3 separate regions of the Mus musculus genome follow, and all the other regions are linked to region 1. The links are chromatin loops, found by intact Hi-C in ENCODE. Cell type or tissue: heart. All regions are shown on one strand.

Evidence for each region. Peaks named below come from ENCODE experiments on the same cell type or tissue, not always from the same donor. Only the 100,000 strongest peaks of a DNase experiment are listed, where the experiment ranks them.
Region 2: a loop joins it to region 1, with 2.3 times the contacts of the local background. A loop is called at or near these places in 9 of 42 quality-filtered maps.
Region 3: a loop joins it to region 1, with 2.2 times the contacts of the local background. A loop is called at or near these places in 2 of 42 quality-filtered maps.

The regions. Positions count from the first base shown.
Region 1 is chr8:35,856,141-35,864,140 of GRCm38, forward strand. 5430403N17Rik (RIKEN cDNA 5430403N17 gene) reads right to left here. Exons shown (of 3, transcript NR_046181.1): 3 at 7,945-8,000. Among named protein-coding and RNA genes, the nearest start is that of 5430403N17Rik, 23 kb to the right of the region's middle. In heart, a CTCF peak has its summit at 4,274 (motif pointing right); no DNase peak of the experiment used is centred here.
Region 2 is chr8:36,518,162-36,526,161 of GRCm38, forward strand. No RefSeq gene overlaps it. Among named protein-coding and RNA genes, the nearest start is that of Trmt9b, 64 kb to the left of the region's middle. In heart, a CTCF peak has its summit at 4,966 (motif pointing left); no DNase peak of the experiment used is centred here; H3K4me3 peaks cover 518 bases; H3K27ac peaks cover 334 bases.
Region 3 is chr8:35,980,394-35,988,393 of GRCm38, forward strand. No RefSeq gene overlaps it. Among named protein-coding and RNA genes, the nearest start is that of Gm39163, 82 kb to the right of the region's middle. In heart, no CTCF peak of the experiment used is centred here; a DNase peak (open chromatin) is centred at 4,958; H3K27ac peaks cover 618 bases.

The DNA of each region.
Region 1 (8,000 bases):
CTCTGCTGGTCTTCCTTCTACTCTCTGTATTTATGAATGTGTATCAAAGGACTTCATGTGCATCAAAACCCACAATATTTGTCTTTCTGTGACTGGTTTATTTTTGCTTACAATGACATCTTCAAGAATGTCCCACACTGTAATATGTTTCAATTTCCTTTCCTTTTTCTAGGCAGAATTATATGTTATCACAGACATCGAGTTTTTCTATCCATTTACCTAGAGATACGTACTTGAGTCTCTCTCTCTCTCTCTCACAGTAAATGACGGTACTTCTTATGGCTTGAATATGGAACGCCATTCACAGGCTCCTGTGTTGAAAATACTTGGTCTCCAGCTCGTGGCATCGTTTTGGGAAGTTGTAGAACTTTTAAGGATTAGGTCAACCTGGGTCCTTGAGGTTGGTCTTCATGGGTTATACCCAGAGTCCACTTTGAGCTGGGGCACTCTGTCTCTTAGTCAACACTTCAAGAAACTTCCAGAGCAGACTCCCATCACTTAGCCTGGCCATGCCAGCTGCATGCCTCCCCTCTCACCATAGACCCTCCGAATTATGGGCTATAGTAAGTCTCTGTTCTTTTACGTTGCTTCTGCAAGGTGCTTGGCCACAGTGATGTGAAAGTAATTAACGCAGTACCCAAATGTGTGTGCACGCACATCAACCTGAGGCCTTTTGTTTCCAGTCCTTTTGATTTCTGCAGAAGCACAGAGTTGCTGGACCATAAGGAAATCTTGTATTCAGCTTTTTTGAGGAGCCAAACCGTTTCTCACAGCAGCTACACCAGTTCAGAACCTGGCCATAATATTAGAATCTTCAGTAGCGCCTCTGAATTCATTGTGTTTCCTTACGTCTGTCTCACATGCATGTATCCACCCAGCCCCTTGAGCTGGGTATTCTAATATTATATTGTGCTAGCTAGTTTTACATCAATATAACACAAACTTGAGTTATTATCAGGATAGTAATGAAAATCATGTGCTTCTATGGATAACATTTTAGGTTCTGGACCAAGGTACACTGAAGTTATCTTCCCTTAAGGGAGGAGTTTCCCCCACGCACCCCACGTTTTAAGAGAGGTGATGTTTGCGATTTTGCTTCTGTCGTGCTGGAAATGATCCCCTGGCATGGGTCAAAGACCATGACAGCATGGCCTCATTAAATGTCAGCAAATCCTGATGTGTCTTTCTTGGTGTACGGTCTCTGCTTACAATTTTCTATGGGCTGCAGATCTCAGAGCGGTGAGAAGGGAATGAAGGCCACATTTCACAGTGATTTTACAGAGCCACGGAGCTATGCAACATGATACTCAGCTTACATATGTGTTCAACAAACAAGAATATTACCATCATTATTTGGGATCAAGGGACATACAAAATGCCTGGCAGAGAGTAGACCAGGTAACATGGAGAGGATGAGCCTGCGCCTGCTAACTCATGGCCCAGATTTCCCAACCAAGCTTAAGGAATGGAAAAGGGCTGAAGCTCCTATAAGCTGGAGCTCTGCAGTGTGGTTCCTGCCTGGTCTTTCTGGCTCTATCTCCTGAACTGAAGCAGTACTTCATTACTTTGAATGCCCAGATAGCTTTGTGTGACTTGACTTTCTTTGTTTGTTTGCTGTTTGGTATCCACCCATGCTGGCTAATTTTATTTCAACTCGACACAGTCAAGAGTCCTCTGAGAATGGAGGGAACCCCAGTTGAGGAAATGCTGTATGATCACGCTGCACCTCATTTTCTTAATTAGTTAGTGTGGGGGAGGGGAGGGCCCATTCCATTGTGGGTAAGATCATCACTAGGCTGGATGTCCTGGGTTTTATAAAAAAGCAGGCTGAGAAACCCATAGAGAGAAAGCTAATAAGCAGCACCCTTCCATGGCCTCTGCATTCAGGTTCCTGCCCTGCTTGACGGCCTTCTCCGACTTCCTTTTGTGATAGACCATGAGAGTTCAAGTGTAAGACAGATAAACCCTTTGCCCTACAACTTGCTTTTGGTCACAGTGTGTGTCATCACAGCAATAGCAACCGGAAGGCAGAAGTTGGGATCAGCATAGTGGGATAATGTGAGACACCTGGCCATGTTGCTTAGGGGGGGATTGTGGAAGGATTTTTGAAACTTTGGGCTAGAGAAGCCCAGAGTATTGAGATCTCCGTGGGATGTTCTATAGGATCTTGGAAGATAAGAGTGTTGAAAGCAGTGCAGATGATGGAGGCCTGGCTTGTGACGTTTCAGAGGGAAGCAAAGATTCTACCAGGCCTTATGTGTTAAGAATCTGTGGTTCTGGTCAGATGAAGCTGAAGAATTCTCTGTGATTAACAAAAGACCAAAACCACTAAAGACAAACCTTTACTTTGCTGGGACAGTGGATGCTGGTAGGCTGGGGCCAAAGAATCAGCCATGATTAGGAAGAGGCCAGCATCGTTGAGGTGAAATCTGGGAAGTGTGTCCTTAGAGTCATCACATGCCAGCTGTATTCAGAGGCAGCCAAGGTTCTGCCTTGTACTGACAGCCAAGTTTGGGCATGGATGAGAGTCACCCCGGTGGTACTGGGTAGTCATGAGGGGGCCACAGAGAACAGGTGAGGCTTGCTTGGCACTGAGTCCAGGAGAGGCCATTGGTGAAAGTGCAGCCTCAGTGGCAGGCGAAAGCCTAGGAATGAAGAGACCATGAAGAAAAGTTGAAGCGTTGCAACATTAAGAAAGTCCAGGAGAGGCTGTTGGTTGCAGTAGAAGACCCCAGCATTTTGGAGATGCCAGTATCATGGGATGACCACCAAGAAGAGCAGCCATGGGTCCTGGCCAAGCTTACAAGATAAGCCATGTGTGCTACAGAGGGCAGAGCTGAAGAAGTGACCCAAGGCCCTGGGAGAAGCCCAGGATGTTGTGAGTGAATCCCAGATACTGCACATTGAATTATTTATACTGTTGGAGTACGGCTTAGCTTTGCTTAGATTGTGACTGTGTGCTATTTTTTCCCTCTTGAAGTAAGAAAGTATTTAGCTTATTTTATAGGAGTCCACAGTTAAGAGACTGTTCTTAGACAAGATTTTAGATTTAAAAGTGACCTTGGGGAGCTGGAGAGATGGCTCAGTGGTTAAGAGCACTGACTGCTCTTCCAGAGGTCCAGAGTTCAATTCCCAGCAACCACATGGTGGTTTACAATCACCTGTACTGGGATCTGATGCCTTCTTCTGATGTGTCTGAAGACAGCTACAATGTACTCATATAAATAAAAGTTTTATATATATATATATGTGTGTGTGTGTGTGTGTGTGTGTGTGTGTGTGTATGTATAAAGGAGACATTGAATTTTACAGAGATAGCTCTTAAAGTGTTTGAATTGGTAAAGACTGTGAAAATTTAAGTTTGTAACATGTTTTATGTTCGTGATGTTTATCTATCTGAGATCTTGGGGATGAACCACAAAATGGAAGGGTTGTGTCTTAAAAGCATTGTGTGTCAATTGACAAAGGGCCAATTGTGTTGCCTAATTTTATGTCAACTTGACACAGATGAGCGTCACCTGAGAGGAGGAAACCCCAGTTGGAAAAAACGCCTCCATCAGATCAGCCTGTAGAGCAAGTTCTTAATGACTGATGTGGAAGGACCCAGTCCATTGTGGGTGGTACCTTCCCTAGGCAGGCGGTCCTGAGTTCTATGAGAAAGCAGGCTGAGCAAGCCCTGGGGAGAGAGCCAGTAAGCAGTCCCCCTTCATGTCCGCTCCATCAGCTCCTGCCTCCGTGTTCCAGCCCTACCTGACTTCCTGACTTCCTCTAGTGATGCGGAAGTGTAAGCCAAATTAACCCGTTCCTGCCCAGGTTGCTTTTAGTCGTGTTGTTCCATCGTTGCATTAGTGACCCTAACTGAGACACCACCTAAACACACCTTGCATCAACAGTAACTGGGTTATAGATGGCTCTAGAACATGTGACAGGAAAGCGGGAGTGAGGCGTTGCTCAGCATTACCCGGTGGATGCCTGTGCAGTTCTGTTACTGGCTTTAGGTGAAAGGTATTATCGCTTACATCTCAGGACCCAAGCTGTTTGTGGCCACCGGGCAATAGAGGGTTTGTGAGGTTTCGTGGAGAGTCCGACCGGGCTAGATGCTTAACCTTAGACTCCGGGTCCGCTCAGCTTCCCTGGTATCCTTTTGGGCTTTCTGACCTGTCTTCATCACTATCATCAAGTAAGTTTCGGTTGCCTTCTTCAACCTACTACTTCCTGTAAGGCCCACAAGGGCTTTTTATGAAATTCCTTGGTGGTGTTATTCTTTCATCTGCCAGCAGGTGTCAGCACATCTCAGGGAGTAAAATACCCTGTACCTGGCTGGGTACCTGTTCTTTTGTTAACTAAATTTGGGTGGAAAGAGGTGGGAAATCGTGAAGAAAATTATCACAGCACCAGCATCAGAGTGCCCGGGCTGCTGTTAAGAGGCAGCTTCGTCTCCTCAAATCCTTTCAGAGCTTGAGATATGTATACCAGGGACAACTGTCATTTTGGCTGCTGAAATAATTCATACTCAGGACCATAGGTTATTTACATGTAAAAATGAGGATGGCTGTATAAGTACCTCACAGAAGGAAGTGTGAGGAAGCAGACTTACAAAAGTCAGCCATGTACCTCAAAGCACAGAGCGGTAGGTGCTTTGCTGGGGCGACAGGTCACTTAATAATTAGCATTTTGATTGACTGCCATGAATGGAGCTGGTCAGTTAGGGTCCAAGAAGATACATAGAGGAAACCCTTGCTAGGTTATAGGAAGTCCTCCCACCCCCACCCCCACCCCCTGCCCCTGCCCCAGGTTCCTCTGAGAAAAGACTCCTTTGGAGCGTCCTGGGACAATCTTTACTGGGGTGACCCAAAATACAGACAGAAGCTGGAGAACCAGCAGAAGTTTGTAATGGTTTGTTCCCTACAATATATGTCTTGCTTTGGAGAGAGAGGAAGGAGGGGAGAGAAGGAGTAGGAGGAAGATGAGAAGGGATGGAAGGGGATGAAGAGAGGAAAGGGGAAGGAGAGGAGAGAGCTCTTTCAAAGGTGTCTGTTGGGGTTAGGGCAGTGGGATGTAATTTCCAGTAGAGGCAGGGGATCTGAAAGCCTCAGGTCTGTTCTGCCCCGCCCCCTCTTCAAGGATAGAGCTTGCTCACTGTTCTCTTCTACTGTTCTTGCTAGTGGGGGCATCGCTCCAGTCTCTGCCTCATGCCTGTTGGATCTTCCGCTGCCTCCTTCTTTTAAGGACAATGTGACAACATCCAGGGCATACCCAGGTAATCCAGTATAGTATGACCTTCATTTCCCAAGATCCTTTGCATAATGATCCCAACAAAGATGTTCTCGCACAGGTTTCACAGAATAGGACAGGGTGACTTTGGCAACTGTTGTTCAGCTCCAACAATGGGAACTGGAGGTTTTGATTTATTGCTAGACCTGGAACCAAAGGACAAGGAGGGAAATCACCTGAGAGATTCTGCCAGCATCTCTCCTTCTCTGCCAAACGGGGCATGTTCAGAGCCTTGCAAGAATCTTTTCAGCTCAGCAAGCATGGGATGGGAGAAGCATTGGAGATACGAAAGCCACTGCCATGGAACATGAAGCCTTCCAAAGAGGTGCACAAGATCTGCAAAACTGGAGAAGCATTTATGGCAGAGAACTGCAGTTACGGCAAAGATCCCTTGCAACTGCTTCATTCTGCCATGAGCAGAAAGCAGCTGCAGACAGCATGCGTGCCATGCCGTGGCTGTGGCTCCTCTCCAGCACAATTTCCCTGCATCACTTGCTAAGAAGGGTTTAAACCCATGCTGGCACCTCGGGGGGCAGGGGGGTGGGGGGGGAACAAACATCCCCCAAACTCTGAAAGAGCTATTATTTCCAATAAGTGCATCAAAAATGAATGTGCTATGGAACACAGATAAAAGGAAGCCTTGAACCATTGGGGCTGGGATCTAGTTACACTTATTTGTGTAGGAATGCTTTATCTACACATATGTGCAGAAGAGGCTGTCAGATGTCCCGGGACTGGAGTTATGGATGGCTGTGAGCAACTGTGTGGGTGTTGGGAATCAAACCCAGGTCCTCCACAAAAACAGTGCATGCTCTTAACCGCAGAGCCATCTCTCTAGCTCCTAATGATGGATTCCCTTGGAGAAGCAGATGTCAAGATGGAACTCTGTGTGTGCTAGAAAGACTGGAGGAAACGGTGCAGGAGAAAATGCTCTGATGTAGCTGTGACGCGGTAAAAGGTGAGGAGGAGGCAGTGTTGGAAGGCAGCTCTCAGTCTGCACAGCGGCACTAAGTCTCAGCCCGGCTGTCAGGAAGCCTCCGAGCAGTTGCCATCACAGGATCCCCACACGGAGCAGGAGTAGCCCGGCTTCCACATCCCTACCTGTTCAGTTGCTCACTGGGATCCCACCAGGGGAAAGATGACTCTGAATGAAAACCCCAGTGGGTCAAAGGTGTGGCAGGTGTTGACTACCCACCAGCCCTACTTCTTGTATTGGATTCCAGCATTTCCCAGTGATTCACATGAAGTGGGAATTTCTGGTTTCATGGGAGACCCAGTTGTGTCATGGGGTGTTTCTCTGGAGACAGACAGGTGTTTTTCAAGAAGCTGACTGGTGAAGCGAATGCTTGAGAGGGTACCCGATTTTGGAAGGAGTAGAGATATAACCCAACAGACAGTGGCTGATGCTCTGACATTGCTGGTCTTTGTTGGGCTTCACCTTTCTGCTCTGTACTGACAATGCTGTGGCATTGGTTCACCTCACTTTCTTCACTGATCTTTGTTTGTTGTGACTTCGCAGAGAAAGATGTACCAAAGGTGGTGGTCTGGTTGCTTCTAGCTGCGTCCATGGACTTGGGCCCATTGGCAGAGTCTTGCCGTTTCTTCTGGACTGAGCAGCCATTGTTGGTTTCTGAGTGGTGATTGCCATGTGGACTGGACTGCAGCTGCTCGCTGCTGGTTCAAGTTGGTCTTTTGCTAGTGGACTGGACAACTGACAATTGCTGTGCTTTATAAAAAGAAAAAGAAAAGAAGGATATGTTTGGTTGGGGGCGCAATGTGGTGTAGGGGAAGGGGGTGCCTCTGCAGACCCGTGCTGAGGCATTCCTACCCCCTGAGGGACCAGCCACAGGACAATATAGAATAGAACTTATTCAGGGAGAGGAGTTGAGAGAAAGGCAGAGACAGACAGAGAGACAGACAGACACAGAGACAGAACCACATGGAGAGAGGGGGAAGGGAATGGAGAGAGAAGGTGAGAAACAAGAGCAAGAGCCAGCACAAGAGAGCGAGGAGGGGACAAGCAGTCCCTTTTATGAGTCAGGCACATCTGGCTGTTGCCAGGTAACTGTGGGGCGGAGCCTAGATGAAATGCCAACAACAATGAAGATAGAAATGGCTCCAAAGAATTATTTCTAAACAGGTCCACAATCCCTGTTTCCAATTCACCTCTCTCTTCCACTACCTCTGGTGGGTGGTGGGTTTAAAAGGGAGATTAAAGAATTTGAGAACCCTTACTAAAGTAGGTTTTGAAAAACATAAGCCTACATGCACATTCTTTCTAATAGGGTTCACCTAATTATCTGATCACTTATTCAAAAATGTATCAAAGGGCTGGACATAGGCCATTCAGTAAAGTGGCTGCTGTGTAGGGGTGAGACCCTGCATTCAGACCTCCAGCAATCATGTAAAAGCGGGCATTGGCTACAGTGCATTTGTAACCCCAGAACCAGGGGGAAGCAAAGGTGGGCGGATCCCTCTGGCTCCTGGGCCAGCAAGCCTAGATGGATGGAGGATATCCAGTTTCAGTGAGAAACCCTGACTCAAAAAACAAGGTGGGGAGCGACCACGGAAGAAACCCAGCATCCAGCTCTGGCTTCCATATGCACACACATGTGAACACGTACATACACCACATAAATAAGCAAATAAACGCTATGCCAGAAAACTCATAAAATCATAAATGAGCATGTCGACTTTTACTGAGGAGCTGGGGGCAGAAGGACAAG
Region 2 (8,000 bases), 660 kb after region 1:
CAACTAGAGCTGGGAAAAGCAAAGCTGGCTCCAGTTTAATTAAGTGTTAATTCAACCCCATGAAAACCCCCAGTTTTCTCCACACTGCTTCATGATTTATCTAAGGCTCCTATCTCATGGGGAAAAGTGAGTGCCTTAGTTTCAGTTTTATTGCTGTGAATAGGCACCATGACCATGGCAACTCTGGTAAAGGTAAGCATTTAATTAGGGCTGGCTGACAGTTTCACAGGTCCATTATTATCATGGGAGGAAGCATGACAGCATGCAGCCAGGCATGGTGCTAGAGGAGCCAGGAGTTCTACATCTTGGTCTACTGGTAGCAAAAGGAGACTGGCTTTCCTTCCACAGGCAGCCAGGGGGAGGCTCTGATTCCACACTGGACCATAGCTTGAGTTTATATTTAAGACCTCAAAGCCCACCTCCACTGTGACATACTTCCTTCAACAAGGCCACACCTACTCCAAGAAGGCCACAGCTCCTAATAGTACCACTCCCTTAGGGCCAAGCATTCAAACATGTGAATCTATGGTGGTCAAACCTATTCCAATCAGCACAGAGAGTCATGGTAACTGCTCTATAGCAAGTGTAACCAGACACCAAAGTCCCTAGACAAAGTATCCACATATTTTCATTCACAGAGAAGAAAAAAAAAAAAAAACCCTGAAAGACAAGCATTTCTTACCCACTAGTCATAAAACTTCTGCTTAGATGGTCTATGGTAAAGATTCAAAATTCTCCTGTTTGTTTATCCAGAACATTGGAGATGTTTAAGACCCACACATAAGTGAAAGTTCCAAGCAAGACACGCTGAAGATGTATGTGAACATGTGCCATGTTCTTCAGATGCTCTTATATATGTATGTATGTAAATATATATGTGTATATGCATATTTGTAGACTGGCAGTGTTTGCTGTCCTTGCTGACCAAAGAAAAAAGTTCTCTTTTGCAGCAGAAGATATTAAATTAGCAACTACCATAGAAATGCATTTCATTCCATTGGCTTTTGCTGTGGCTTCAGGAGCATTTAGGAAGATTGCTACATGCTTCCGTGCCTTCCCTGGTGTTGACATATGTATTTGTGTCAAAAGCGTGAAGTTCTTTTTTTTTCCCCCTACAATATAGAGCTACTTAAATTTTTTCCCCCAGAGGGAACTAGCAATAGATTTAGAGCACAAATTGCTGCAAAACACCCTGACTCTTATAATAACCTAAAGATATATTATTTATACGAACCAACAGTGGTCAGGATCTTTTTGTAACAGATATTAAAAATAGTGTAATTTGTATGCTTGTGATACATAGTTGATTCTTTATGTGTTTGTGTACTCTTTAATAATAGACAGAACTGGGCTATTCTCCCTCCCTCCCCCCAATGTGTCAGGGCAGGTGCTGTTTAGTTTGGCCACACAATGCTTGTTACACTTCATCAAAACTGAATTAGTTTGTACTTGAATTCTGTTCCGGTTGTCCAGAAGCTGGGGTTAACCATCTAATGATACAGTATCTTTTATGGGTTGATAGAAAGAATATTATCTACTTTTTAAAAGACATATTTTAAGACTAATAAAGACGTAAGTAGACCACCCAAAGCGACACTGTGGCGAGGAGTATTTATATTGTTCGACCTTTGACCTGCTCCATCTGCAGGTTGACAGGTGGTTCTCTTTGGAGAAAGATGAAAGGGATCTGCACCTGGCACCACGGTGGCTCCCACAGAGCTGCAGGGAGATGCATCCAGTAGCAGATGGTACCTTAGCATCCCGCTGCTTGGCAGCCCCTCGCCTGTGCTCTCAGGAAGGGCGGCTATCATCGGAGTGTTGCTTGGCCCTCCATGTCAGCTGGAGAGACAAAAAGAAAAGTGAAATAGGAACTCAGGACTGGAGACTTCAGGCGCTCTGTAATCCAGCAGAAGTCTTCCTGGTCAAAACATACCAGTCGCTCTGGTCTTTAGAAGCCATCAAGTCTTTCTTTTTGTGTTCCGTTTTTGAAGTATTAATTACTAATTGAGCTTCAAGACTGCCTATTTGCTGGCGTATGGCAGGTTTCTCGGTTTTCTTGAGAGTTCAAATGGAAACTTTTAGCTTCAACTTTCCAGCGTGGTTCTCCACTCTCCACTCTTGAGAAATCAGGCTTATACTCCATTGAGATGCTAGTCCTCAAAGGGTTCATCAGCAGAGAGGAAGGCTTGAACAGCCTTCCTAGCAGGGATCCTGTTGGGGCATGAGCAGGCCCCTACATGCTATCCCAGGAGAAGAAGGAGCCTGATCTGGGGTGGCCCCTCCTGTCACGGTGGCTCTGGTCAGGGACAGCTGGTTGAGAAGCTGCACAGAGCAGTCTTAAAGCAAGGCTCACTTAGCATGAGAGTAGAACCACTGCCTGTAAATGGCACGCCGGGCCACCTGGGCTCAGGGCCACATGTGAGACAGCTGCCTCCAACCCGATGCACACAAGGGGCGCGCTGCCTAAGGCCAGAACCCCCAGATGCAGATGAGTTTCTCACCATAAGCAATGTAGTCACATGTCAGAGCTCCACGGCAAGTCCAAGTGGCAGTGAAAGCCGACACTAAAACTGGGAATCCAAGCAACTTGCCCTCCACAAGAGCAGCGCAGCGTGCTGGCAGAGGTGGTGGAGAATGGTCCTTCCCCTCACCCCCCCCCCACCCCCGCCCCGTACATCTGCAACCTCAGAGGGAGGAGCTTGAGGGAGAGCCCTGGTGCTGTGTCACAGCCATCACAGGGCTCAAACGTAGCTGCATCAAGGAAGAGACATAAAGCAGGGCTGGTGAGATGGCTCAGTGGGTAAGAGCACCTGACTGCTCTTCCAAAGGTCCAGAGTTCAAATCCCAGCAACCACATGGTGGCTCACAACCATCGGTATCGAGATCTGACTCCCTCTTCTGGAGTGTCTGAAGTCAGCTACAGTGTACTTACATATAATGAATAAATAAGTCTTAAAAGAGAGAGAGAGAGAGACATAAAGCAGAGTGGACAGAATTCAGTTCCTTATTGATGAACGGGCTGACTTAAAAACTTCATTTCTGGCCTCCTCCTGACCCCGAAGTTGTATGGCTACGAGATTTTTTCATCCCACAATCCCTTGCGCCCTTCCTTTCCAGATTGGGCCGGCCAGAATGGCTCCCACAAAGAAGGGTGTCAAGAAGAAGGGCCATTCTGTCATTGGTGAGGGAAGGTCCTGAGTTCAAATACCAGCAGCCACCATCCACAACCACCCATAATGAGATCTGACCCCCTCTTCTCCGGTGTCTGAAGACAGCTACAGTGTAGTCACATATAATAAATAAATACTTTTTAAAAGAATGAAGTGAGCTCCTCGAGCACTAAATTCAAAATTTTACCCTGAAGGAAATGGGGACTACAGATGTGCGCATTGACACCAGGCTCAATAAAGCCATCTGGGCCAAGGGAATAAGAAATGTCCTGTATCACATCTGAATAACTTTGTCCAGAAAACATAATCACCAAGAGAAGCTCAATTTATGTGCCTGTTACCATATTCAAAAATCTCCAGACGGTCAATGTGGATGAGAACTAACCGGATGGATGGATGTGGAATAAGTTGCAGAACTGCCCAAATAAAAAATAAAAATAAAAACTCCCCTTCTTTACATGTTTGTTGAACAACTTATGAACATTCTATATAGGCAAGGGGCTTTTTAGAAACCTTTGAGGACTTAACGAGAGTCAAATTTAGTTCTCAGTCTTGACCAATTAAAAGCCAGCAAGATATGGGGCTGGAGAGTTGGTACAAAGGTTAAGAGCACCAATTACTCTTCCAGAGAACCTTAGTTTGATTATCAGCATCCACATGGTGGCTCATAATCGTGTGTAACTCTGGTTCTAGAGTATCCCACACCCTCTTCAGGTACCTGGCACCTATGGGGTGCACATATGTGCATGTAGACAAAACACTCATATCGTAAGGTTAACAATTTAAATTTGAAAAAGAAGAAGAAGAAGAAAAGAAGGAGAAGGAGGAGGAGGAGGAGGAGGAGGAGGAGGAGGAGGAGGAGGAGGAGAAGGAGAAGGAGAAGGAGAAGGAGAAGGAGAAGGAGAAGAAGAAGAAGAAGAAGAAGAAGAAGAAGAAGAAAAGAAGAAGAAGAAGAAGAAGAAGAAGAAGAAGAAGAAGAAGAAGAAGAAGAAGAAAAGAAGAAGAAGAAGAAGAAGAAGAAGAAGAAGAAGAAGAAGAAGAAGAAGAAGAAGAAGAAGAAGAAGAAGAAGAAGAAGAAGAAGAAGAAGAAAGACTAGTTAGTCCCTTAAGGACAACGTCAGTAGACGGAAGGCAAGGAGTTGGAACAGTTCTTAAAGGATTCTGGGAGACTCTGAGTCATTTGTTGATGGCAACAATGGTATCTTTCATTATGCCGGCTCTAGAGATCAGAAATCTTTATAGTACCATGTATTTCTGAGGGTAGCTGTCACTGATAGATCTGTATAGACAAACGCTGAGACTCTCAAAGGCTACACCACTTCTATGGACAGTGAAGGCTTTGTCCTGAACCGTTATTACAAAACCCACAAGAAGGTGGTTTTGCAGGGGACAGAAAAAGGCAAAGACACCCGAGAAACAGATTGCAGCTTGATTCTCATGATTATGACCACCAGGGTGATAGATTCAGGCCTTCCCTGCTTGTTGTACGCGTTTATTTTCTTCACTGTTAGAGAGGCATTGGGATATTCTGGACAGGTGCTTATAAACACTCTCTGGATAAGAGAGCAGCTGGCATTTGGAAGGGAAGGAAGCCAAGGGGGAGACACAGCGGTGGGAGCTCGGTATATTTAGTATATTTAGAAGTAGAAATAAGACTATGTGAGACTAAAAGAACGCGGAGCCTAATTAAGAGAGCGGTTGGAGAAGAGGAAAACTGGCGGAACCGGTTTTATCCTAGACAAGATCGGCGGGAGGTACGCGTGGGAACTCTGAAATGTGGAGAGAGACTGCCCTCTTCTGGACAACTGAAAGCTTCCTTTGAAGCCCTGGACTGATCAAAATGTTGTTAACTAAAGGTGAATGAATCCACCTTCACTAGGTCTTTCAAATAAAAGGTAACTAATAAGTGGGTGCCCAGGTAGGAATTCAAGCGGACCCCCCCCCAAAAGGTCTATAAAGACAGGCTGATGTATCTTCAATGTGGATCACTGAGAAGTCAAGCGATTTGGGAATAGAATGCCACTTAGTTGAACCCATGTACTTCTGGACGCCTGTGACACTTCTGCTCGGCTGGCTGTGAGTCACTGAGAAAGTCACCTGCATTAGAAGCCTTTCCTTGGCTCTCCTTTCAGTATGGAAACAGACCTCAGTGCTAGTTACAAAGAGATGCGACGCAAAGTCAGGACAAGCAACCACGCTAGTTAACTAGTTACGCTGATAGATATGTCCATGACCTTACTTTGACCTTTGCAAAATGCACATATAACACGTACCCCATAGATGTGCATGATTATGTATCAACAAAATAAAAAATAAAAGGGAAAAAGAATCATAAATAGCAGCAGCAAGCACCACAAAAAGACTGAGAACCTTAATACACGCCAGTGAACAGGATGCACCTGGGACTCTGCAGTTCAGACCTTCCACATCTGAATCCTTTTAAACATGTAGTCCTGTGAAGGGACTCCTCTGTGTGCAGAGGCAAGCCTCCATAGCTCTCCACAGAGAGACTACTCTCCCTGCCTGTGCCTCGCCGCACGTCTTCTCAAGAGACAACCAGTACTGTGTCCACGCAAACACCCAAGTGTCTCCTGAACATATCATGCCTGGAAGGTTTTGCACAACGACCTGCCAAGGGATCTAGGGTCCAGCTACCCACAGTGTGTTTTACAGACAGCATGAACCTCATCCGGGACCCTAGAAGCACAATGCCCTAGGGTTTCTATTGCTGTGATGAAACACAATGAGCAAAAACCAAGTTGGGGAGGAAAGGGCTAATTTGGCTTACACATCTACATTATAGTCCATCATTGAAGAAAGCCAGGACAAGAACTCAAAGGGGCCAGGCGTGGTGGCACATGCCTTTAATCCCAGCTCTCGGGAGGCAGAGGCAGGTGGATTTCTGAGTTCAAGGCCAGCCTGGTCTACAGAGTGAGTTCCAGGACAGCCAGGGCTATACAGAGAAACCCTGTCTCAGAAAGAAAGAAAGAAAGAAAGAAAGAAAGAAAGAAAGAAAGAAAGAAAGAAAGAAAGAAAGAAAGAAAGAAAGAAAGGAAGGAAGGAAGAAAGAAAGAAAAGAAAAGAAAAGAAAAGAAAAGAAAAGAAAAGAAAAGAAAAGAAAAGAAAAGAAAAGAAAAGAAAAGAAAAGAAAAGAAAAGAAAAGAGAATTCAAAGGGGTCAGGAACCTAGAGGCAGGAGCTGACACAGAGGCCATGAAGGGGTGTTGCCTGACTGGCTTGCTCCCCATGGCTTGCTCAACCTGCTTTCTTATAGAACTCAGAACCACCAGCCCAGGGATTGCACCATCCACAATGTGCTGGCGCCTCCCAAATCAGACATTAATTAAGAAAATGCCTTATAGCCAGATCTGCTAGAAGCATTTTCTCAAGTGAGGCTCCTTCTTCTCTGATGACTTTAATGTGTGCCAAGTTGGTATAAAACCAGCCAGTACACATAAAGTCAAAACCTGCTCATTTGCAGACCACCAAGCTCCAACAGCGAGGTTCAAGAAACATTCTAAAGACCTCCCATTCAGGCTTCCATTAACACCTCAGGTAATTCCCCTTCTGAGAAGCCTCACTTAGGCAACCCCTCTTCACCCCGTCAATGGAAATAACAGAGGTCATCTAAAGTGTAGTTAAAAGTGAGGCGACTCACTTGGGAGTAGACTGTCAGGGCATTGCCAGAGGAAACTTTGAGTATATGGACTGGATGTTCTTAAAGACAAAGCAGGGAAACCTCACAAGATATTTTAATACAATAATTCCTGTCCACAGCACTGAAACTCACAGGAGATGCCAGCCTGGTGTTGATGTGTCCATCACTATGCAGCTGTTAGCACAGAAGCAAGTTTTGTGTGAGATTGCAGTGGTCCTTGTGCAAAATTGTGGTCTGGGAAGCCTTTTTCTCTAAAGCCATCGTACTTACGGGAGACCTTCCTGAATAATGTCTTGTCTGGTTGACGCATGTGACTCCATTTTGATTCTGGGAGCTTCCACATGAAGTTGCCTTTGAAGAATGAATTCCTCTCCTCGATCCACCGGTGTTTCCAGATTTATGGCACTCTTATAGAAAGAACTTACAAACAAGCCACACTAAGGAAGTCTTGCTAAAAAGTCACAGTGCAGCCGGGCGTGGTGGCGCACACCTTTAATCCCAGCACTCGGGAGGCAGAGGCAGGTGGATTTCTGAGTTCAAGGCCAGCCTGGTCTACAGAGTGAGTTCCAGGACGGCCAGGGCTACACAGAGAAACCCTGTCTCGAAAAACAAAACAAAACAAAACAAAAGTCACAGTGTACACCCATATGGGTTTCTCAAGAGACCTTTTCTCTCTCTTTCCCTGGCATTTGGATAGCTCATCCTATGGGGGGAAAAACTTTAATAAGAGGAGAACTATTCATAATTGAAACATGGAATTCCAGGAATGGATGGAGATCTACCTACCTCCCAACCTCTAACCCCCCAATCCAATATACTTAGCTTGTTGATTGATTGATTGATTGATTGATTGATTGATTTTTGACAGGGTTTCTCTGTGTGGTCCTGGAACTCACTCTGTAGACCAGGCTTGGCCTCAAACTCAGAAATCCTCCTGCATCTGCCTCCCAAATCTGGGATCAAAGGTGTGCACCACCACCACCTGGGAGAGGATCGAGGTTTCAGGAAGTGAAGATACAGAGAGGAAGAAGAGAGGCGTCCCTGACCAGGAATCAAACCTGGGCTGCAGCTGTGAGAGCACTGAATCCTAACCACTAGGCCGCCAGGGAGCATCCCTATATACTTAGTGGTTTTGTCCTTATATAGGGTTTAGAGATGTGTGGCTTTATCACA
Region 3 (8,000 bases), 120 kb after region 1:
TGAAGAAGAGAGGCACAGCCAGAAGTGGTCCTTGAGACCAGCTACCTGCCTCAATATCCCAGCAGAAGCACTGCCCTTCGCCTGTCTTCTTGGCCTCACCTTAGAATGGCTGCTTCACATACCTCTAGTCCATCATCATCTACTTGACTTCAGCTGATCCATGGGAATCCTATGGATCCTATGGAGAGAAAGCTCATTCTAATCCTGTTAGCTCTTAAATGGACCACACAGCTCTGTTGTGGCCCCGAAGTCAAGCAACCTACCTGTCCAACGGTTCATTCATCTCTAAGACTACTCGTGGAAAGAGGCTCCTGGGGGCTTTAAATAGCACTTGTACTGAAATGAGCCTCGTAAGAAGACAAGCATGCCAAAACTGAGAGGTTCCAAGATGCGATGCTCATTGGAAGTGGGAAGCCCACACTCGCCAAAGCTGAAACCACTGAACAATAAGATGAATGACTGTGATAAACCAAAGAATGTCTAATGTATTTAAGCCTCTTAGTCAATTATTGCCTTAGTCAGGGTTTCTATTCCTGCACAAACATCATAACCAAGAAGCAGTTGGGGAGGAAAGGGTTTATTCTGCTTACACTTTCCACATTGCTGTTCATCACCAAAGGAAATCAGGACTGGAACTCAAGCAGGTCAGGAACCAGGAGCTGATGCAGGGGCCATAGAGGGATGTTACTTACTGGCTTGCTTCACCTGGCTTGCTCAGCCTGCCTTTTTATAGAACCTAGGACCACCAGCCCAGGGATGGTACCACCCACAATGGGTTGGGCCCTTCCCCCTTGATCACTAATTGAGAAAATGCCTTACAGCTGGATCTCATGGAGACATTTCCTTAAGGGAGGCTCCTTTCTCTGTAATAACTCCAGCTTGTATCATGTTGACACACAAAACCAGCCAGTACAATGATGATATCAAAACCACACACTCTTTTCTATCTTGAATCAGATTATTATTTTACAAAGTGGCCCTATGAAGAATGAATTTAGCATCTCTTTGGTATCATGCAGTGACTATATAGGTAATTAGGGGGTATTTTTCTTTCACTGACCATTACAGACAGCACAAGGAACTGAGTGATTGGAATACCACTGCGTGAGATTGCAATGAACCCAACGGGTAAGTAACAAAGCCCAGTGTTATACCTAAAGAGCCAAAGGAAAATATTAAGGAATTTTTGCTAATTGGGGGAGAGTTTATGATAATGGTTTTATCTTTATTTTGGAAAAATTCTCTTCCTGTCCCTCCTCTTCTTTCTTTTCCTTCTTCTCCTCTCCTCCCTCCTCTTTCTCCTTTTCTGTGCTAGGGTTCTTTTAGCCAGAGCTTAATGTGTACTGCGCAAATGTTCTAGCAGTGAGCTATTTCTTCAGGTCCTGAGGAATTCTGTTATCTGTTAGCAATGTCATACCAAATAAAGAGAGCAGTGGGGAGGAGGTATTGGAGGGAGCACATGTTTTACTCCAACTCTGCGTGCTTTAATTTTAACATATCGAAAGGCTAATGATTAAGATAAAACCTAGTCCTTACAGTATACATTTGTAATTCTAGCAGCTGTCTGAAAGACACAGGAGAATGGTAAGTTGAGGGGCAGCCTGGTCCATCTCAAAAAAGACTCCATCTCAAATAAAGAGAAGTTAATAAATACTAAATAAATGGCATGGTCATGTTAACTCATTACTCATTTTAAGAATGCTAAAGTTTGGGCATGGTGCTCTGTGCTTTTAATTCCAGCACTTGGGAGGCAGAGGCAAATGGATTTCTGAGTTCAAAGTCAGCCTGGTCTACAGAGTGAGTTTCTGGACAACCAGGGCTACACAGAGAAACCCTATCTTAGAAAGTAAACAAACAAACAAACAAACAAACAAACCAAAGAACAACAACATCAACAAAAATAGAATGATAAATGTTTACTGTAAAACTTTTCCAAATACTCCTATATAGAAACATAAAATCACCCCGAAATCTGAGAGAACTGGGCACCATTACCTCATATGCCCAGATTTTCCAGGTGTCTAGAATTGGGAAAGGGAAAGGCCTGCATATGCAGTAAGATGACCCAGGGTGCTGTGAGTCCAGAATAGGCTAAACAAGCCTGCAGTTTAGCCTGGGTCATGTGGAGCTTAATCCCATTATTTCCCATTGTAAGATGCTGTACTTTGTTTTTACTGCTAAGGAAGAGCTGACATTTCATTCACTTGAAAGGAATTTTTAAAAAGAAAGGAAGAAGAAAGAAAAGAAGGAAGGAAGGACACTGCTGTATTGGTCTGCTAAATTGGATAAAACCCAGGCCAGTATAGAGAAGCTATCATCCTAAGCACAGAAATAGGCACTTGGCTTCTTAAAAATGTAACCCCAACAATCTCTTGGAATGTTCGTGGAAATTCTGCACAGCAGAGTCTCAGCACATCTGAGGTGTCTGCTCAGCCCTTAGATTCAGCAAATGTTTAATTACCGAAGAGCCTCGGAGTTCTTCCTAACTTGCAATAAAAATAGAACCAAGGAGCAGGTCAAGGAAAACGGGTCTGAAGTATTATCGTTGCGAGTAATGCACCCATTTCATTTTATAGTCTTCAAATGTGTCCAAATGGACACCTATTTGGCCAGCAGATGGAACAGAATATAATGGGAACCAAGTGTCAAGGGAATGGAGGCACTTTGACTCTCCAGTCTGACCTCTATCATTTTCAAGTGGGTCACCTTGTCTATAAATGGGCCTGATTATCCAAATAGAATTTATGCTAAAGTAAAAATGAAGAATTGTGATTTTTGTTACTTTGCTTTTTCCTACTACTCTCCTCAAATCTCAATCCCTCCCTTCCTCCCTGCCTCCCCTCCTCCCCACTTATCTTCCTCCCTTCCCATTCTTTGGATCATTATAGAGCCTGGTTGCCTTGGCAACGTAACAAACTTTCCGTGTGAATCTGAACCTCTGAGCTTGCTAATAAGAAATGGTCAGGGAAAATTATCTGAACTTGAAAATGGGGGTGGGGGGGGGTGGGGAAGCAAGTAGGAATGTTTTTCTTGTTTTTGTTTGTTTGTTTGTTTGTTTTTAATGCAGCTGTTTCTTTTCTGGCCTGGCTGTGAGCAAAGTGGACGGGCACCAGACATTGATCAAATGGGAAGGAAGTCACTCACATAGGAGTGACCCCTGGAATGCGAAAGAAGAGGTGACAGCAGGGTACTCAATGAGAGGAGTTGCCTGCAAGTCTTAGAATGAGAATGAACCTGGCAGAAGTGATGGGTCTCTTCATCAGAAGAGCAGGTCTGAGATGTCTTCCTCTGCTGAACGGAAGTTCCTCCCACTAAAGAGCCAATGCCCGAAGGTCAGAAATCTACCCATGCCAGACACCCACCCAAAACTGAACAGATCGAAAAGCCGTGCCTGAGGGTTTATACTGAGCCAGGTGGACTTGATTGGCTGGAGCCAGTAAGCAAATTAGGTGAAAGGAACAAAGACCAATCAGGAGAAAGCCTATGCCTCTAACCATGATCCCTGGTGAACAGCATCATGTCCCTTGCTGCCATGGTGACCAGAGGCCACTGGAAATTTGCATAAGGGGTGGAGGGCTTATGGGTAGAACTCTGGCTGCTCCCATTGGTCATTGATGTACCAGGGACTCCCTCTCCCATAACTTATATGTTTTTTTGTTTTGTTTTGTTTTGTTTTTCAGAGCAGTGTTAGGCTGAACTCTGCTTACTGCTCTGGTTTATATCTTTGTAGAGAAAGAGATCAGCTGATAAATTTCTGGCCCATAGAAATGGCAAAACAGTTTCTCTCTCTGAGAAGAGATGGCCCTAAAGGTTACAGTTTAAATTAAACTGCAGATTAACCAGTTTTAGATTTAATTTAAGAATTTATTGAATCTCTCATGCAGCTTTCCAAGTGCCCTTTAGACTCATATTAACGTCCTTCTGGCTCAGTCACTAGAAAAATGACATGAATAACAACATCTTTGCCACATACCCATTTTCGAGTTGATAGAAATTCTGATTTTTTAATCCCTTGAAACTTACCCTTTGGTGGGATTATTCTGTTCTCCAAACGAAATTTAGTGACTGCTTTGTTTGGTTTCCTCTTGAGTTCCAACATTCATATTTCAATGATGATGCAAAAGCATCTAAAGCTGTTCTGATGGGCGTTCTTTCTTTTGTAGCTTAATGTCACATTTAGTCTAACACTTAGAGACAATTATTCGGTACATGAATAACTTCACTTTATCTGTGTATGGTGTAAACACAGAGGAAGGTAATTGTGTGCTCCTGTGATCGCAGTAGTGCTTAAGAACATGAACTCTGGAGCTATGCTACTTAACTGTAGATCTTTGACCACAAGGTATGTAACCATCATGAATCTTGCTTACCCTGTCAACAAATGAGACCAGTAGTTCTCTCATCTTGTGAGGTTATTTAAAGTCTCACAAAATGTTAATAGTGAGCGCATTCAGGCCAGAGAGGTGGCTCAGTCATCAAAGGGCTAGCCACTTTGCTTCCAAACCATGAAGAATTGAGTTTGGATCCCCAGAACCCAAATCAAATCTGTCCGTATGTGCCTGTAATTCCAGAGCTAGGGAGACAGAGATAGCAGAACCCCCAGGGCTTGCTGGCCAGCTAATCTAGCTAAATTGGGGAGCTTCGAGTTAAGTGAGAAAGCCTGGATTGCTGTGGAGGGCAAGGGACATAGATAGCTGACATCAATGTCTGGTCTCCTCATGCATGCATGTACACATGTGCACATGTATCTGTACATACACTGTGCACATACATCCTCCAACACATACACACACAAAGAACATTCATTAAATGTTGGGACTTATGTCACCAGCTTAACAGCAGTGTCTTGAAGATGGCTTTACTGGCAAGAGGCTGTGTGGGAACCTGTCGCTCCTCTGAAAGAAAAAGCTTATTGTTAATACTGCCTGGCGAGAGACTCTGCAGTTAGATTTTTGGCTCAAAACAGGCCTCCTTGTCAGCTCCACGAGCTGGCTTTGAATCTCTGCCAGGACTTTGAGGAAAATGGAAAACGGATTTGTAGTATTTATGAAGCTAAGTCCTTATCTGAGTTCCCAGGACGAGTTTGTCCAGTGGGGATGAGCTGCCCCTCTGCTCCCTTCCTCTTCATTTGGACTGCTTAAGTCTATTGCCATTTTCACATGTTCAGACTTGGTGAGGCTTGGCTGGAATCAGCTTTCTTTGTGACTTAAGATGACATCCCTGCTTCAGGCAGCCTATCTAAGCACAGAGTTGTCATCAGAGACCTCAGTGGTGAAGAACTGTGAGCTTGACAATATTTTGAAATCCAAACTTTGAAAACTACATAATTGTCAGATAAATACACTGTTTTTGTCTCTTTGTGCATTTTTTTTAATAGTCTGGGGCTTTGTTTTGTCTTCTATTTGGCAAACATCCAAGTTCTAAGTAATAGCTGTCTTGGTTAGGGTATCTATTGCTTTAATAAAAGGCCATAACCAAAAGCAACTTGGGGAAGACAGGGTCTATTTCATCTTACCTTTTTGTGTCAGTCTATCGCCAAGGGAAGTCAGGGCAGGATCTCAAACAGGGCTGGATCTTGGAGGCACAGTCCAATGCACAGGTCATGAAAGAGGTCTTCTTAACTGTCTTGCTCCTTATGGCTTGTTCAGCCTAATATCTTCAAGCACCCAGAAGTATCAGCCCAGGGATGAAACCATCTACAATGAGCTTGGCCCCACAACATTAATCATAATTAAGTTAGATGCACCACGGTCTTGCCCACAGGCCAACCTGGTGTGTGTGGTTGTGGTGGCAGTGGAGGTGCTCTCAATTAAAGTTTCCTCTTCTGAAATGATGGTAGCTTGCTTGTGTTGACATAGAACTTTATAAAACTTGCCAGTGCAATAGCACAGACCTAAACCATTTCTGTACTGTGTTCACATTGTCGGACTTATTTATGAGAATAAAGGAAATACTTAGCGAGAAAGGTTTACTGTCATTCAATCTACAGAAGCATTACTTCACAGTCCTTCTAAATACAATGCTCTTCTCTCTCACAGTCTATTGTTTTCTCTTTCACTTGCTAAAGTCTCTAGAGGGTGGGGTAAGGATAAGATGACATGTCGGGGGATGTCCTCCTAAGGAGCTCATGCTCATTGCCTGGAAATATTGACTACCAGAATGAAGAAAGCCCAGGCATAAGACTGGTGTGTGTGTGTGTCTCCGAGTATGTGTCTTTGAGTTTGTGTGTTTGTGTATCTCTGTGGGTATATGTCTATGTGTCTGTGTGAGTAGTATGTGCCCATGTATATCTGTATGTCTGCATGTCTCTGTGTGTGTCTGAGTATGTGTGTATTAGTATATGTGTCTTTGTGTGTGCTGTGTATCTGTGTGTATGTATGTATCTGTATGTCTTTATGTATATGTGTTTGTGTGTATCTCTGTGTGTGAATCTCTGTGTGTCTATATGTGTGTGTGTTGTATATCTATGTGTATATCTGTGTGTGTTTGTGTTGTGTATCTCTTTGTGTGTGTGTGTATAGTTTTCCTTCTTGTCATTTTTAAACAAAGAACGTGTTTATCAAGTGAATTGAGGACAACCTATATGAAGGGCATATCTACCTATGATTACAGCACACCTAGGACAAAGTTTGGCCAAAAGACACTATCATTCTCTGGTTATAATATGATATTCTGCACAGAAACTGAAGCTGCCCTAAGTAAGTAAGTCTCAGCCAGTCACAGCAGCTGAGCTCTTGGTGATCACAGGTGGCCAGCTCCTCAAACCACATCTATTTTCTAGACCTCCCTCAACGACTATTCTCTCTCCTGTCCATACATAATGTCTGACCACACTGAAGTCAGAGGGTTTCTGCATCTACTCTAGATCCAAGGACAGCCTTGATTCATAATAGACAACTATCAACCCATTTGAAGCATAATTAAATTTGTTGTTGGTCTGTCTTCGGAAACTCACACTGGCAAACACTCCTGTGTGCACAGAAGAACCCAGATGGAGCTAAGTGTCTGCTACTGCAGACTTTGACTTCACAGCTACGGGATTCACAGACTGACGTTTCTGCTCACTTCACACAAACATCACTGTCATAGTCTTCGAGGCCACTGGAAAGAGTTTGTAAACTCTTGATCTAGAAGCAACGTCTAAAATAAGCTTGTTCAGATCACAACTGAAATGATTTAACAATGTTTATTTTGCACCTAAATAAGCATTTAGAATTATGTGTTAGTCATGTGTGTCATTCTGGATGCTAAGTTTCACCTCAAAAAGTAAACATCCAATTTTGTTAATGTCTTTGGGGACATACATGACAAAGTCAACAGTGAATTTGAAGAAAAAAGAAAAAAGAAAGGAAGGAAGGAAGAAGAGTGAGTCCTTACTGGGCTCACAAAGCAAAGGCTATTCTTGTATAAAAGGGCAACATTTTTCTCTGAATATAGCTGTTAAATAATGCTAGGTAGTAGATTAATCTCCTTTGTTGCTGTTTCATTCTGGGGTGTGTGTGTGTGTGTGTGTGTGTGTGTGTGTGTGTGTGTGTGTGTGTGTTATTTTGTATGTTTAAGACAGGATCTCTGTGTATGGCTCAGGTTGACCTTGTATATGACTCATTATCTTTCTGCCTCCTGAGTATTAAGATGTCTAGGAAATGTACCATCATACACATCTTTAAGTTATGTATTATAAAAACCAGTCTATCTTTTTGAGTCTGGTAGAATGCTTTGAAATGTTTACTAATTTCTGTCCCTTCACCTTGGCCAGTCCCTGTCAGCCTGGTCCTCTCTGAAGACATTGCCTCACAGAAGATGTGATAGCTCAAAGCGAAGCCATTTGGAGTCTGTTCAACACTTGTGAATCTCAGCAGCTCCATCCTGGAGAGAGCCCATAGATCAGGGGGTGAAACAGCAATGACTTTGGAAGAATCCGTGTTGCTGAAGCCCAGAAACAGACAGTCCCTTGTGGGACTACACTAAAGAGAAAATACTGGACATGGGTCACAGGGATT